Regions from separate parts of the Homo sapiens genome. Here region 2 is linked to region 1. Evidence: chromatin loops called from intact Hi-C (ENCODE). Cell type or tissue: mammary epithelial cell. All regions are shown on one strand.

Region 1 (2,500 bases):
CTTCTAACTTCTTCCCAAGCTTTGCTTATTTGTAGCCACTTTCAGGGAAATAATTCTAAAATATATTCCAAGCAACTGTATCTTTTAAAACAGAGTAAAGTCAATATGATTTCCCCATTTCTTGGCAGTTCATGATTATGAACAACAGCAATATAAACTCCAGAGCTAAAGAGTTGTCACCTATCATATACCCAAAGAAATATAAATCATTCTATTATAAAGATACATGCACGCGTATGTTCATTGCAGCACTTTGCTATTCACAATAGCAATAGCAAAGACATGGAATCAACTCAAATGCTCATCAATAATGGATTGGATAAGAATATGTGGTACATATACACAATGGAATACAATGCAGCCATAAAAAGGAACGAGATCATGTCCTTTGCAGGCACATGGATGAAGGTGGAAGCCATTATCCTTAGCAAAGTAACACAGAAACAGAAAACCAAACACCTGCATGTTCTCACTTATAAGTGGGAGCTGAACAATGAGAACACATGGACACAGGGAAAGGAACAACACACAGCAGGCCCTGTCAGGGGAGAGTCGGGGGGAAGAGCATTAGGATAAAGAGCAAATGCATGCTGGGCTTAATAGCTAGGTGATGGGTTGATAGGTGCAGCAAACCACCATGGCACACGTTTACCTATGTAACAAACCTGCACGTCCTGCACGTGTACCCTGGAACTTCAAAAAAAAATAAAAAATAAAAAAACAGTTGTCACCTGTCACTAAACAGTTCCAGAATGTGACGCATTTTGAGATTTATAGACTGAGCTTTACTTTTTCAAAAATGTCTCCTTCCCCATTATTTTAACGGTCTGGCTGTTATTTCTTCTAACATGTTTCTTTACCTTTACTTCAAATCTGTCATGGGTTGAGACATAAAATCTCAAGCTTTATATAATTATTCATAAAATAGGGGCCAATGAGTTCTGAGTGTTCCATGTGAGGGCCCTCCTATCAGTAAAGCCAATAACCTTTGGTGCATGGACTGTGACATCCATTTTGGCTATTTAGAATATTTTTAAATAAAAATTCTCTCTAGATTGTCACTTGTATCCTGACCAGATAGATTTGCTGGATGAGTAACGTAACCAGCAGCTAGAATGTGTCTCCATGCAATATTCTGAACCTATCCAGGTTTCCAATCACAAAACAAACAAATATAAAAATCTACCTTCTGAAAGGAAATTGATTCACCTTATTTTATACTCTTCCCTCAAGCCTGTGCTATGAAAGTAAATGCATCTTTTATATTATTAAATTTCCCACTGAAAAATCCATTCTTTAGGGGATAAAAATATTTTTGCAGCAAAATATATTAGCACACTTCCTAGGAGGAGGTAGAGCTTTCCACAATGCCTTGAAAACATAATTTCTGAAGGTTTCAAGTAACCAAAGCAATGAGATGTCCCAATTGTTTTCCTTTTAGCTTATATTCATAAAATGTAATAAGCTAAAAAGATGATTTTTTTCTCCGAGGAAACAGTGACATCTGGTGGAAGGTTTTAGTCATCACAGACATTTATTTATACGTTCTTCCAAAGGTCAAGAGGCAAAGGAATGCATGAAGTAAGATAATTCTCAGTAGAGGCTTATTTATCACACACCTGGCACCATACTACATGCCCTACACTTATTAATTTATTTAATGTACATAAATAGTTCTTTCTTTTTTTTTTCTTTTGAGACAGAGTCTCGATCTATCACCCAGGCTGGAGTGCAGTGGCACCATCTCAGCTCACTGCAACCTCCGACTCCCAGGTTCAAGTGATTCTCCTGCCTCAGCCTCCCAAGTAGCTGGGACTACAGATGCATGCCACCACGCCCGGCTGGGTTTTTTTGTTTTGTTTTGTTTTGTTTTTTTGAGACCGAGTCTCACTCTTGTCGCCCAGGCTGGAGTGCAATGGCACAATCTCAGCTCACTGCAACCTCGGCCTCCTGGGTTCAAGCAATTCTCCCTGCCTCAGCCTCCCAAGTAGCTGGGATTACAAGTGCCCGCCACCACATCCAGCTAACTTTTTGTATTTTTAGTAGAGATGGGGTTTCGCCATGTTGGCCAGGCTGGTCTCGAACTCCTGACCTCAGGCGATCCGCCAATCTTGGCCTCCCAAAGTGCTGGTATTACAGGCATGAGCCACCGCGCCCGGTGAATTTTTGTATTTTTAGTAGAGACGGGGTTTCACCATGGTGGCCAGGCTGATCGAATTCCTGACCTCAGATGATCCTTCTGCCTCAGCCTCTCAAAGTGCTGGGATTACAGGCGTGAGCCACTGCGCCCAGCCTGATTTTTCCTTTTTTAAATATAAGTAGAAAAAAAAATCCTGGCATGTGAATTTACATATTTACTCTTAGCATCATTCTTTTCCCTATGATTTTCCAGATAAGTCATGAACATGAGGCCTGGCGTGGTGGCTCACGCCTGTAATCCCAGCACTTGGGGAGGCCGAGGCGGGAGGATAACTTGAGGTCAGGAGTTTGAGATCAGCCT
Region 2 (2,500 bases), 110 kb before region 1:
AATTGTTGTATTTTTAGTAGAGACAGGGTTTCACCATGTTGGCCAGGATGGTCTCAATCTCTTGACCTCATGATCCACCCACCTCAGCCACCTGAAGTGCTGGGATTATAGGCATGAGCCACCGCGCCCGGTCAGCATTTCTTTGTAAGAGCTTTCTAGGTCAGGTGCAGTGGTTCATGCCTGTAAACTCAACACTTTGGGAAGCCAAGGCGGGGGAGATTACTTGAAGCTAGAGTTCAAGATAAACCTGGGCAACAAAATGAGACCCCATCTCCACAAAAATAAAAAGACAAAAACATTAACCAGGTGTGGTAGCACATGCTACTTGGGAGGCTGAGGTAGGAGGATGGCCTGAGCCCAGGAGTTCAAGGCTACAGTGAGCTATGATCACACCACTACACTCTAGCCTGGGTGACAGAACCAGACCCAGTCTCTAAGAAATGAAAGAAGGAAAGAAAGAAAAGAAGGAGAGGGAAGGGGGAAAGAGGGGGGAGGGGAAGAACGTTGTTTCCGAAATTGGTCAGTGTTTCCTATTCCTGCTTTGCTTATACAAGCAGAGTATCTCCTTGCTAAAATCTTGACTCAAAAGGCAACCCAGCCACTCCTGCTCTTGTTTCTCTTATTAGCTATATTTATTCAATTGCCAGGTCTTGCAAAACTCTACTCCATTTTCCAGGCCTTGGCAATAGATAATACAAGATATGTGTCTGGGCTGACATTTTTATCCAAATGAATGCCAGATATTTCACAGAGAGCTAAAAGCTAAAATCATATGATGTGGTGCACTGGCCAATGTGGTTACTGCAGTATTTCATGTCAAGGCTAGCATTCCATTCATCATTCATCAAGTGAACACCCAGTGGGATAAGGAACAAAATGGACTGTCATGCTTCTGAAGCTGCCAGACCACAAAGGACAACCAAACTTATACAGCTTCTCCTTGGCACAGCTCAAGAGTCAACTCATAGATATGGGTGTGTCCTTTCCAAATTCTCCCAGAAAAGTAGTAGCCCAGGCTGACCGCAGGGAGGTGGGAATGACCTGAAGTTGGGCTGCCTCCCCAGCTTTCTGTTCCCATGCAGCCAGCTACCCTGGCACCCTGCCCTTCTCTGAATCACCTCTGCAGACTCTACTGCTCTTGGAAGCCCAGATTATATCTCCAACATCCACACTGGACCTCTGTCTGTTGTCAACAGAGCCAGATGACCATGGAACCCACAAGCTGGAGAACTTGGTCTCCATACTTGGCTTTCTGAGAGAGTGTTGGCTCTGTGGTTTTAACTGCTTAACAAATAAGAAGTGAAAACTCTACACATTTAGAAAAGAGGGTGGGTCTGACTGGACTGAGATTCTGGGTCTGCTGAGAGCCCTGGCTTAGATGCAAGTACACTACATGGCAAAGCTGTTGGACCTCAGGTGGCTGTGAAAAGGTAGGAGCCGTTACCAGGGAAAACTGATCACATTCATCAGAGCCACCTTCGGGGAGAAACATGCATGGGAAACAAGTTCAACTGAACAATTGTAAAAAATCAGAACATAAATGGACACCTACCATGAGCCTGGCATTGTGCTAGGCAATGATCATGGTCCTGTTCTTATGAAACTTGCAGGTGACAGAGCAAAAAAAATAATAATAATCTAGTCTAGAGTCCAAATCAGAAAGTGCCTCTTAGAGGAAGTAGTATTTAAATAGAGACTAAGAAAAAAAGAGGTAGAAGGAACCACAATTGTTAAGGCACAAGAATAAAGAGATGAATCCCGGATTTTTGATTGACCTAGACAGGGCTGCTGTTCTGAAGAGCTGAGATTCTGTCTGCCACTATGCCATTATACGGGCTGCTGAACTGTACAAAATATGGTCCCAAAACTTCATTCGAGTTTGGCTAGTACATGTCTCAGGAGCATCTTAGAAGGGGTATTACGATATCTCAGGTATCTGCAAATTATGGCTCACCACCTGAATTTGTAAATAAGTTTTATGAAAATACAGCCATGGCCATTCATTTACATATTCTCCATGGCTGCTTTTGTACTACAATGTCAGAATTGAGTAGCTGCCAGAGAGGAAGTGTGCCCCATAACACCTATATTTTCTATCTGGCTCTGTATAGAAAAAGTTTGCCATCTGTATTAGTCCATTTTTACACTGCTATAAAGATACTACCCAAGACTGGGTAATTTATAAACAGTGGAGTTTTAATTAACTCACAGTTCCACGTGACTTGGAGAGGCCTCAGGAAACTTACAATCATGGCAGAAAGGGATGCAGGCTCCTTCCTCACACAGTGGCAGGAGAGAGAGACCATGTGTGAAAGAGGAACTGTCAAACACTTATAAAACCATCAGATCTCGTGAGAATTCATGCAGTATCATGAGAACAGCATGGGGGAAACCACTCTCATGACCCAATCACCTCCCACTTGGTCCTCCCTCGACAATCCCTTATGAGGATTACAATCTGAAATGAGATTTGGGTGGGGACACAGAGCCAAACCATATC

What was found. Peaks named below come from ENCODE experiments on the same cell type or tissue, not always from the same donor. Only the 100,000 strongest peaks of a DNase experiment are listed, where the experiment ranks them.
Region 2: a loop joins it to region 1, with 12 times the contacts of the local background. A loop is called at or near these places in 26 of 110 quality-filtered maps.

What each region holds. Positions count from the first base shown.
Region 1 is chr6:134,939,529-134,942,028 of GRCh38, forward strand. All of the region lies in intron 3 of ALDH8A1 (aldehyde dehydrogenase 8 family member A1), which reads right to left. Among named protein-coding and RNA genes, the nearest start is that of ALDH8A1, 9.3 kb to the right of the region's middle. In mammary epithelial cell, a CTCF peak has its summit at 1,510 (motif pointing left); a DNase peak (open chromatin) is centred at 1,493.
Region 2 is chr6:134,826,228-134,828,727 of GRCh38, forward strand. The region is part of intron 2 of LOC101928277 (a long non-coding RNA gene); the gene reads right to left. Among named protein-coding and RNA genes, the nearest start is that of ALDH8A1, 120 kb to the right of the region's middle. In mammary epithelial cell, a CTCF peak has its summit at 1,035; a DNase peak (open chromatin) is centred at 964; H3K27ac peaks cover 476 bases.